Linked DNA regions of Homo sapiens: region 2 is linked to region 1. Evidence: chromatin contacts called from ENCODE Hi-C or POLR2A ChIA-PET data. All regions are on one chromosome and are shown on one strand. Each heading gives the region's core, a stretch centred on a gene start or an enhancer-like site at or near the end of the contact. The rest is flanking DNA. Distances are from core to core; before and after follow the strand shown.

Region 1 (5,653 bases), core at 1,994-4,493:
CTGACTCAGTAAGTCTGTAGAGGGGCCTGAAAGTTTGCATTTCTAACAGTTCCCATATGATGCTACATTTTGAGAGCCACTGTCCTACAAGAACTGGTTTCAGTATACTTCCCTGATGTCATTTCCCCTCAACTCCTTACTTCGTTTACTGTATTCGGCCATTCTGGCCTTTTTGTCTTTCAAACAATTTAAAATTTTCCTGCCTCTGGCCTTTTGGATCAGCTTTTCTTCTGTAAGAATATTCTTTTCTGGACTTTTATAATAAATAGGGGTTCATATTCATCATTTGAGTGTTAATTTAAATTATATTTCCTCAGAAAGGATTTTCCTGACCATTCTAGCTAAAGCAGAAACCCTGATTACTCTACCGTATATTGGTGCTTTTGATATTCTCTTTAGCCATTATTGGCATCTCAAGTTTATCTTAAATTTTTTATGTACATTTATTGTTGGGGAGGGCATGGGTCTACTGAGGAGAACTCTTTCCTTGGGTTTTTAACAATTCTTGGCGTAGAGTGTGTACTCAACAAATTAATATTGACAGACTGATTGGTATGGATTTTGGAATGGAGAATTAAATACCACTCTTGAGAGGTGAATTGAGGGCTTTTCTTTGATGTTTTCAGTTTTCCCTTTTGTGTAACTTTCATAAAATAAAGAGAGTGTTACGAACTTGAAAGTTTTTGAGGTACCTAAGATTTTATATAAATAAATTCCATCCTCCTGAGTAGTGTTTTTATGCTTTTGTTTGCATAAGTTCTTTTTTCCTCTCATTTTCCATCTCATCTACTTTCACGTACAAGCTAGTGAAGGAGAAGCAGCATCTGTTTTTTTTTTTTTTTTTTAGTTTTCACTTTTAATTGACAAACAACAATTGCATATATTTATGGGGTAAAAGTGATATTTTCTTATGTGTATACACCATAGAATGATAAAATCAGAGTAATCAACATATTGATTGCTTCCAATATTTATCATTCCTTTGTGGTCAGAACATTTAAAATACTCTCTTTTAACTACTTTGAAATCATCTTGACCAAATCCTCACTTGAGTTCAACCTAATAGTAGATATATAGTGTGTCTCTTAAATTAGTTTACTCCTGCTAAGCAACAGAAACCAATACAAATTAGCATGGAAACTTTTTTTTTTTAAAGAGAGAATTAAAAAAAGAGAGATCATAAAAATATTCTTGGAATTATTTCCTTGGACAAATACAAAATATGTGTATGTACTGACTTTTCAGTCAGTGTTATTACTACAGCAACTTGTAGTTCTGTGAGCACTGGCCACATGTACATTACTTGTTTAATGTCCTGTTTCTCCTCTGAAATAAAGTGGAAATTCCATGAGAGTGGTGACTGTGTCTGTCATGCTTACTTCTGTATCCACAAGTCCAGGCACTACATCTCATGTGGTAGGTGCTCTGATGAGTTACTGACTGAATGAAGACACAGAACATAAATTTGATGACACTACACTCTGCTCCCTATCCCCCTCTAGGTTTCAGGATTCTTAGTTGGATGAATTCTTCCTCTGGGTAGAATCCCTGTCCTTCCTTCCTCTTGGTACCCAGAGCTCGGCCTTGTAACCCTGTGCTTCTTTTAAAGTTTCTTCGTAATGGAATGTCAGGAGGGTTCTCAAGCCAAGTACAGAAAGCCATGTCTCTTTGGTTTCTGGATTGTTGGACTTCTTTTCGACAAGTATTGTTTTTTCTAACTTTTATTCCTCTGGGAAACTTCCAGGATTCTTTTATTTTTCTGTGACCAAATTCTTACTCTCGCTGCTTCTTGGGAGTATATAAATAGATGGACATCTAGATAGAACTTGGCTGAGTCATTGATTCATTCAATAAGTATTTTTGATCACTTACTGTGTACCTGATACTTTCATTGCTGTGGATGCAACAATGAGCAAAAGCAGGCATAGTATTTGCCCCATGAGGTTAGAGTGGGAAATACAGGTGTTACTTTTTTAAAAGTCACTGAACTAAGTAAATAATAAGCTGGCATAAATGCTATAAAGAAAAGGTATGCTGCTTTTTGAAATAAGTAACAGTGTTATCTGACCTAGGCTAAGGGTCAAGGAAGGTTTCTGTAAGGAAATGCTAGTTGAGCTGAGCTTTTAAGGATGAAGAGGAGTTCCCTTGATAAAGTACCTGTCAAGCCCATTTTGAGAAGTAAGAGCACAAGGAGACGACAGGGTCAGATTGTCAGGGCTGTCTGAGATAATGTTTGATTTTTAGAAGAAAACCATACTGCTACAGTTGTTGTTTTGAGTTACCATGGATGTTTTATCATAATGCTAACACTAGTTAAAATTGATGAATACTAACTATTGTGTTCCAAGCAAAGGTCTGTCCTTTATAGGAATCATCTTAACCTTGTCAACAATTGCCACTTACAGATTAGAAATCCAGAGAATTATCTTATCCTGTGTTTCACTGAAGACACAGATACCTGCATTCACAACCTGTGCTTTTGACCATTATTTTATCCTTGTTCACCTAATATTTGAGATAGTGTGGGCAGCTTGGATTGAAACATAGATACATGTATGGATTCCTCTCTCTCTCTCTCTCTCTCTGTCTATATATATATATATATATATATATATATATATATATATATATATGTATGTATATATTTTTTCTGTCTCTATATATGTGTGTAGTGTATACAAAGATATGCATGTGTATATGGTTATATAAAAGTCCTTCTGGGTATTTTGATGTGTACACAGCAAAAACCTACATGGACTCTACACACACACACACACACACACACACACACACACATAAATTTCATTAGTATATTTTATTAATTACTAATTAGTAGACTGTTTTATATGTATATTTATATTCTATATATTTATTAGTATATTTTGAGGAAAATTTAAGGATTTGCAATCAGGCAATTTAACAATGAAAAAAATTGCCAGATGGGATAGCTAGATGATAATTAGTAATTAATAAGTGGAACTGAGCTGTTTTCTATCAAATTTGGGTACCCTAACTTTAGCAGGTGAGTGAATTTCATTAGGGCTAGTGAAAATCTTACACAGCTGGCCTTATCCTCTGCTGCTAAAGCAGCTCATCTCCATCCACAGTAGCTGCTTATAGCTTTAAATAGCACAACCCTGGACTCTCTCTGCCAACTTTTCTCAAGCCAGCCAGGGTTACGGTGGGGCCAGGGTAGTACTGACTATGCTGTCTGTGCAAGGCCAGGGAAGAGGCCAGGGAAGGGGTTAGTGAATTGGCCAGCTGCCTGGGCACCGGTGTAGGGAAGCCATGGAGCAGCACAGCAATTTCCTGCTTTGGGTAAAGCCCTTGAAGGGCTAGTGCTGGCTAATCCCAGACTTTTAAATTCTTTTGTGATACCTCATTGGCCCCTCTCTACCCCCTTGTTTTTCTTAAGGGGGAATTTGATTTGTGCTATTCACAGGTACATGGGGATGATTTAAGAGGATCATAACCCTCTCTCCCCCGCCAGTTCAGAGTAATTTTTGCCTGGAATTTCCACTGCTAGAAAATGCAAATATCACACTCTTTAGTTATAAGAGTCTAGCTTAGATCAAATCACTTAAGTAATTCAATACACTTGCTTCTGAGGGCTACTGAGTGGATGGGAGAAAGGACAGGTGAGGGAGACTGTGAACAAGAAGCATAGCTCAGGAAGGGTGTGAAAGGCTTTGAGCAAAGCCTAGGAAAACAGATCATTAGGAGGAGAGAAACAAAAGACAAAGACCATACATTTTGTGTTCTTTACAGTTTTACTTACGTTTCATCTTGCCTTTGCTCATTTTTTTTCTTTGGAGGGTGAGGCGAAAAGAAGGTGAGCACATGTATTCCTAAAAGTTTATTTTAAGTGTCAGTTCTATCAATATGATTAAACTATTCCATGCTACAGCATGACTTACATGTCTAATGCTATATACTAGCTTGTTTTCTGAGTTGTCCTAATTGTGTCAGTGGTGATTTTATTTTATCTTATTTTTTAGCTTCAAATGTCCCTCTAATAATTGGTGGAGTTTCAGGGAAAAGTCTGAGGACAAGGATTTTTTCTAAGTTATATCAGTGTGGTGGAGCACTTTCTCATAGAAGAAGGATTTCTCTGTCCTGACTAAATAGAAGTGGGGTCTTTAGGCTCTACCTGTTTTGACCCTTAATAATTTGGAGCAGTTTCTCTTCCCAGTGTGATACTTGGACCATTCTGGAGCTGTGAGTGCACCTAACAGGTGAATGGAGAGATCTGGGTTGCAGTTGCAGAACTACAGCATCCTTGGCTGTTATAGAATCATACTTATAGCTTTATAGATGAAGAAACTGGTTCCCAGAGAAGTTGAATCATGGAATCAGTGTCACACATTTCTAATTAGCAGTAGAGAAAGAACTGGATCCCAGGTATCACAACTGCTGTCTCTAGTGTTTTTCCTACGTAGCACCTGATTATGAATCCAGAGTACTTCAAAGAGGTCTTAGGGACGCTTCCTATTCTGTCCAGTTCTATTTCTTCTTCCCTTCAGTTGACTCAAATATTTGGTTTGGCAATATAAAATTATTATCCATTTCAGTATTTTATTTGAGCTGGCTGCCATATACCTCATGAAGCGTATGCCAGTTATATACTTTAGAAAATACATACTAAACTAACAATGAAGATTTTATTTAATATCAGTGAAGAGAGGCTACTGGTTAAGGGAACAGACTCCGGAGTTAGTCTGAATCTCAGCTTTACCACATACCGGCTATAAAATCATTCTAAGTCTCTGTTTCCTCATTAGTAAAATGGTGATAATAATAGTAACTTAATAATAATTAATAATAATAATAAAGCATGATTCATGGGTTACTGTGAGCAATAAGTGATTAAACACTTAGTATAGTGCCTAGGACATTAAAAAGATTCAATGATATTATTATTATTTTTAGCTGTACTCAGTTTGTTATATATACTTATATAGCACTGTTATTGCCTCAACTTTGAAAATTATAGACCATTCCCAACATGTGTGTATTTAGAAAATATCTAGTGTTGTTTGCAGAAAGAAACAGCAATGTATGACAATTCCGAGTATCAAGTGTGTACAGGTACTTGCATACCTTCCTACCTTTCTCCTACCTGTCTTCCTCCCTTCCCATAATTCTTCTCTTTGTCTTTTTGTTGAAGGCTCTCCTTTTTAGTTATTCCTGAAAGGACTTCAGGAGACCACATGTCAGCACAATGCCAGCTAAGTAATTTAAGGAGGGATCAGAACAAAGGAAGCTAAAAGTAATCTTTTCAAGTATATGAGCTAAACAAAATTAAACACTTGGGAAATAAGGATTGCTCTAAAGTTTTTGGCAGTTAAAACCTAAAAGGGAAATACATTAGGTTACATAGTTTTAGTTTCCTAACAATAGAAAAGAATAAAAATTAGATCTTTAGAGGCAAATTAGTTATTTTTTCCCCAATAGGGTCAAATTCAAGTTACAACAATTGTAGATCAATTTACATACATTGAACATTGACCAATAAATTGTATTTGATAAATAGACATATAATCTTGCATTTATAAGTCACATTTTCATGTTATTTTCATCTTTTCGTATGATCTAATTATAATCAGGTCATATGTTAAAGATATTGTTCACCTCATGCATGGAAATAATTAAA
Region 2 (6,277 bases), core at 2,890-5,389, 43 kb before region 1:
TTACCAACCTAATGCCTTGGTTAAAAAAAGTAGGCATAATGTATATACAACATACTTGATTCTCTGACCTGTGAATGAAAGAATTCAATATTATATAAAATGGGAGGGTGCTGTGTGAGAGAAAGAGTGAGACTGAGGGTGACTTTTGCTCTCAATGAGCAATAAAATAATTCTCTACATGCTGCTATCAACTCTATTTTCTCATTTTGCATGTCCTGTAGCTGTGCTCTATGAGGATATAGGGTGTGGGAATGGAAAAAAGGGACAGTAGGCCCAGCTTTCACTGTCCTATAGTGGTAGGTCCCATGTACCTACTCTAATATTCCTCTGTGATAGTTCTAGGTGTCAAGAATCCCAAGACCAGGAATAAAGCTCATCAGTAGGCAGGAATAAAAGGATACAATTTTGCCTGGAGATGTTCAAGTTGCAGTAATTAAAGTACTGTGCAACTTTTGTGTGATGGAAATTGTGTGAGATATTGGTGGTAGAAAGTAAACAAAACAAAGATCAAGACCCTTAAGGAACTTGTAATTTAGAGAAGGAGGTGGATATAAATCTAGCCACTTATGATGCAATAAAGTTTTATACTTATACTTCGAACAAAGTTGACCGCAGAATTCCCAAATTTATTTGACCATGGGAAGAAATTAAAAATTGTAAATGTAAAAACTGTAATGTATCTAATAAATATTGACAGAAGGTTGTTAGTTATATTAAAAGTATGGGAAAGGTAAACAACTAAAAGGAACCCCCCCAAAAAAATAAACCTAATAAATGAATTTATAATTAACTATTTGCTGCAAGAAATGACAAAAATTTTATTCATTGGCTTAATACACAATAAATATTGGGTATCAAAATGTTGTCAAATTATGACATTGACCAGTCAGCCTCCAACAGAAAAACCCCCACAACTCTCTACTTACTTAATTGCTGCCAATATGAGGATGCACAGGTTAAAATGTTGATGTGTCAACCAATTTCATGAAACTTATTTTAAAGGAGATGATTTTCAATTAGGGAGACTAAATATATATGGCTACTTTTGAAATTATATGCTTAAAACATATTTTGAAAGAAAACATACTACAAGCATTAGTGTAAGTACTTTTGTGGAGTACCTATTAGCACCTCCTGTAATATGATGCTCTTTGCCATGTGGACAGGAAGAGGAAGGGTGCTATGGACTGAGAAATCACTATGAGCAAGAATGTGAACTTGAGGGTGTGTGGAAAACAACACTGTAGCCTGAGCCAAAGAAACATGGAGTAAGGGAAGGGATTTGACATAAGGCAGGCTGGTAGGGGTCAGTTTTTGAAAGGAACTCAAATGACTCTGTCTCTGACTCCTAACATCCTCTCTGGCAAAATTAAAAGTCAATCACGTTTTAGCTATTTACATTTTCCTATTTTCTTTAGACCTTGCCATATTTTATTACCAATGAGCCATCTGTACATATGCCATCAGTTTTATTCAAAAAATTACACTGAAGCCTTTACATATTCTAGACAATGTGCTAGAGTTTACATGTAAGATCATGTTAATTTTCATGAAGAGTTTGCAAAAGTAGTACTATGAAACCGATATTAGAGTTGAGAAAACTGAAGCTGAATCCTCATGAGAATCCAACCTATCTAACTTGAAGTTCATTTTGCTTTAATAGTTGGGCTTTGTAATGTCATTTACCCATGTGTGTTCCACAGAGGATAAAGCATGAGAAAAAAGGATTCTATGGTCATGTAAGTAAGGAGACCAAATTGCACTACATCTCCCCCTTGAAGACTCACAATTTTTTTTTTTTTTTTTTTTTCAGACGGAGTCTCGCTTTATCGCCCAGGCTGGAGTACAGTGACACAATCTCGTCTCACTGCAACCTCCGCCTCCTGGGGTCAAGCGATTCTTCTGCCTCAGCCTCTGGAGTAGCTGGGACTACAAATGTGTTTGTTTAAATAGGTACCCTGAAGTCTGAAATAAGGAGAGCCATTTTGTTTCATTTATCTAAGTATTTCATGAGCTCAGTTGGCTGTCTGAGAATTTTCCTTTTCCTGGTAAAACATTTAATATTCCAGGGAATACTTTGGGAAACTCTGCCTTAGAATATATTAGGAGAACCCTATTAATTAGAACTCATTTAGAATTAAAAAAAAACCCTATTGCATGCTCTTAAACTGATCTTTGTCAAAGTGAGAGTCATGACTTGCTGGGTTGTGAAATCAATTGAGTGCTCATCTGCAATTGGGGTTGCAGGGAAAGAATGGCAAGAAAAATATCAGGGTTGTTGCATGCAGTACAGGTAAGTACTGAATCATGAAATTTTTACTGGGTCGCTATGCAATATGCATTTCTCTCTGTGGTGATGGCCAAAAATGTCTGAAGCCGCTGCTTTCCTGAAAGTCACATGAATTGCTTGCTATGCCGGGAGTTAGGTGATAACTAATGTCTGAATGTTGTAAAATTAACACAAAAGGGCCTACTGTAATAACATGGTTAAATACATTATTTGTTATTACCTAAAATCAGATGATTTTAGATCTCAAATATCTCATAGAGGAGAAACCAAAATAGAGGTTTATTCTGACTTGTCAAGGTAAGACAGCTGTTAGCTGGGTCTAGAACCTAGATCTCCTAATGTGTATCTCTAGTGTTCTTTTACTTGTCAGTGTAAATTGACAGATTTTTCATTTATGGAATGCTTAGGGTTACTTCTTTTTAATGAATAGACAAACTCGGTGTAAAATGTAGCAAATCACTCCTGGATAGCTAGTTAATGACAAGTTACAAAAATGCTACAGGCTTTAATTGAAGGAAAAAAGTAATTTAGAGATACTTCAGTGCTGGGGTCTAATTCTAATTCCAATTAATAACTAATTGACCTAATATCCTGTTTTACTAGGTGGGGCCATTTAGTTACCTAGTTTCTCATTTGTATATGTAAATGTCCTCGATATATGATTTTGAGAAGACTTAGCAGATAAAACATCAGTGAACACCAAATCTTTCCATGCTTAAGTTAAAGGCACAACCATCACGTTACCTCTCCAGGAATAAACAATGAATCGAAGTTATAGGAAACCCTCCAAACTCACATTGCTTTTAAAAAAGAACAAGAACTATGACTTATCTTGCATCTCATAACAAGATAAACACTAGCTCGTTTTATTGTGGGCAGGCCTCTTCAAGACTGTCCAGTTGAAGTCTTGAAGTTCGTATCTAAATTTGTGTCTACTCACTCCTGGCTCGTGGACCGGTCAGTGGAGGTTGGAGCTATTTCCTTTTCCTCCTGTCTGCTTTCTGGAAAGCACCCACAGGTGTCTACGCCTGGGAGGTGGGCCTGGGCTAGGATTCCAGCAAACTCTCAGGTTGGTGTCATTTCCCCTCAGGAAGCGCCAGGCCACAGCGGGCAGAAATCATTTGATAACTTAATCTGGGTGTGAGGAAGAGTCGCTGAGGCCTGTGTACTCTAGTGATAAACGGAAGCATCCGGGTGAGTCAAGGAAAGGACGTGGTATCTTTTAAAACTAATATAAACGAATAAAGCCTAAACAAGAGCTTACAAAGAAGGACACCCCCTGCCAAAACGTGGGAGGTGACTGGTGCCTGGAAGGGAGATCACCGCGTGGTTAAGATCTGGAGGTTCCAGGGCTTCTCTTCGGGGAGAATTCTCTGGCTGGGAGAACAGTGGAGGTTGGAGGAGGTGAATTTCCTACAGCCCAGGACCAGCCCTCGGACCCTCCCCCTTCCTATAATTAACTCAACGCGCGTCCCGCCAGTCGGGACCGGTGGCGCCCCTGGACCCTCCCCTCCTCTCGCCCTAGGCGGAGAAGGAGAGGCTCCAGGGTGGGAGGTCGAGCCCGGGCCACACCAGCCCCCGAGCGGTCTCCAATCCTGACACGGTGCGGGGGGCGCGGGTTCGGGCCCCGCATGACGTGGGCGCCACGGCGGGAGGGGCAGTCCGGGGAGCTCCGGACGCCTTATTAGCGCCCCGCGGGTCGCCAGCAGCCAGCAGACTGCCGCGCTGCGAGCAACAGGAGCCGGCGAGCGGCCCACTCCTCCCACCTCCTCCGCCTGCCTTCTCCTCCTCCCCTTCGCTCCTCCCGCCCCCACCTCTGCGTGTGCGGCGGAGTCGCCCTCTCCCTGCCTCTTTCTCCCGCTCCCGCTCGCTCGTCTCTCTCGCTAATACTTCCCCCTGCTGTGCTCCGGGGAACCCAAGCATTCTCCGCGCTAACCTTAGGGACCAATGGTGCTCGAAAAGCCTCGAAAAAGCTGCTTTGGGCAGAGATAGTTGGAAAGCCCCTCGTCCCTTCCCCCTCTCCCAGGCTTAGCCTGTGCCCGCTTACAGCACCTTCTCGCTCCTGCACACTCTGTGTTGGGAGGACGGGGTGAGAAGGTGAAGTGGAAAAAACTGCAGAGCAGAGGGGGCCAGTCTCAGAGCTCAAATTTCATTTTCATTGAAGCAAAGCACAGAAGATCATTTTTTTCTATTTCGCATTTTTTCCCTTTTCCTTTTTTTCTTAAAGAAACTTATTTTGGGCGGGGGGGGTGGGTTTGCTCTGGGCATTTGCTTTGCCCAGTAGTTGGAAAGTGAACTCGACTCGTGATGGTTCTCCTGTCACTTTGGTTGATAGCAGCCGCTCTGGTAGAGGTTAGGACTTCAGCTGATGGACAAGTAAGTGGAAAATAATAACAATAAAAAAAAACTCAAACCCAACCTTTTCCCGAAAAGTTCCTCCCCTCTCTACCCTCCTCTCTTTCCTCCTTCTCCTCCCACCCTTCCCTGTTATCTTTTGCGTTCAGAAACGGTGTTTTGAGGGCTGGGCGCAGCGTGCGGGCTTTTGGGGGTAGAGGGTTGAGTTGCACGGGAGGTTACGACTCCCACTCCGGGAGCCCAGTCTTGTCACACCTAGGGCTTCACCAGTCTGCGACATTCGTAACAATTCCTAGTGACAAACCGCAGCCAGTTCCCATCCTCGCCGGGCCATCTGGGCTTCCCCTTTCTGGAGGGCGGTCTGGGCGCTTGAATGAAGTTCTGGACGCTGGGTCCGGGATCCCAGCGCTCTGGCTGCTGCCGCCAGAGTCGGGTTCCTGGAGCTTTCTCTCCTCCGAACTGACTCACGGTTTTTTCGGGCAGCCGGAGGCGGGGGTTTCAGGAAGTCCTTGGGCCGGACAGGGAGAGATCCAGTAGACACGTGTCCTGGGAGTACCACGGCCGGGCTAGGATTTGACAGTTGGGGAGGGGGGCTGGAGACGTTTCCTGCCCTCCGTTTTCCTGGGCAGAGGCTGCAGGCGCCGGCCGCCTTCTCCCCTCCCCCTCTGCACAACTCCTCCTCTTTTTAAAGCTAAGTTGAGTGCAGCTCTGTTTCTTTTCGGCCCTGCCCCCAACCCTTTGGAGGCTCAAGGTGAAGCCCGATGCTCTCAGAAGAGTCCTTGAGAAGGCTCCGCCAGGGGAGCTGTTTGTAGTAAATCATATCAGCACTGGGCCGATGGGACTTTGGGTACAGAATTTCTCTGTTAGTTTTTGTAGCTTCTCCGGTCGGCCTGGTCTGAACGACCATAGGGTAAAAAGTAGAGAATTGTCTAGTTGATTCCTGACCTTAAATCTGATTAATCAGGCCCCCTGTTAGGTGTATTTTGGCCTGTTAAATTCATACTTTCTTTTCTAATCCAGACCCAGTACGACATTTCAGAAGAGAGCATTGAGAGTCTGTATGTATTTTTGCTGGCTTCATAAGTGTTAAATTAAAATGAAAAGGGGCAAACAACTCCCTTCCCCAAATTGTTATGGAATTGGCTCATGGAACCTTCTACAAACCAAGGTGCAGGCTTTAGGCACCAATCCCAGTCTCTAGCATCTCCTGATTAGTTAGCTCTTGGAAACCATTAATGGTAGAAATAAAACTCACAAGGTGATAAGATGAAACCCAGTAACTTTCTTTTTCTTGCTTTCCCCCTCCTTTCCAGGCTGGTAATGAAGAAATGGTGCAAATAGGTAAGCTTTGTTCTCAGATGTCACTCTTATCTTAAGTTGAAAGTAAGGGAATGAAGTGAGCTAAGCAAAATATTGTTTCTGAAATGTTTCCCACTGGTGGTTAAAAAAAATAATCTGTAGTCCGGAAACATTTCTGTTCTTCTCTTCCTCTTTCTGGAGGAAGGTCCCACTTTCCTGGGGCTAAATTATAGTGAGGTAAAAATTCTCCTGCAGTTGGACATTTCAAGCATCAGTTTATTACTGTCTTTGTACAAGCCACTGATATGTACTTGGAAGATGATGGAGGGGCTG

Evidence for each region. Hi-C counts contacts between places; a loop is a spot of excess contacts on that map. ChIA-PET counts read pairs that join two places held with the same protein, here RNA polymerase II (POLR2A). Pooled maps may share reads with other maps.
Region 2: a loop to region 1 is called in a map of Right ventricle myocardium inferior, with 4 times the contacts of the local background. The contact joins the promoter of ADAMTS3 here to the enhancer-like site in region 1. A Hi-C loop is called at or near these places in 5 of 168 maps with a recorded cell type or tissue (Right ventricle myocardium inferior, ascending aorta, cardiac septum and 2 more), 1 of 37 single-sample maps with no recorded cell type and 12 of 50 pooled maps. POLR2A ChIA-PET finds 5 or more read pairs at or near these places in 2 of 52 experiments (BJ and MCF 10A).

Annotation. Positions count from the first base shown.
Region 1 is chr4:72,523,714-72,529,366 of GRCh38, reverse strand. The region is part of intron 3 of ADAMTS3 (ADAM metallopeptidase with thrombospondin type 1 motif 3); the gene reads left to right. Among named protein-coding and RNA genes, the nearest start is that of ADAMTS3, 43 kb to the left of the region's middle. Within about 2 kb of position 3,243, at least 4 of the 41 ENCODE cell types and tissues checked have a DNase peak (open chromatin) inside an H3K27ac peak, as active enhancers do; they include heart right ventricle, where a contact is called at or near this core.
Region 2 is chr4:72,567,083-72,573,359 of GRCh38, reverse strand. It overlaps ADAMTS3 (ADAM metallopeptidase with thrombospondin type 1 motif 3), which reads left to right and starts at 4,139. Exons shown (of 22, transcript NM_014243.3): 1 at 4,139-4,666; 2 at 5,959-5,986. The coding sequence starts at 4,598.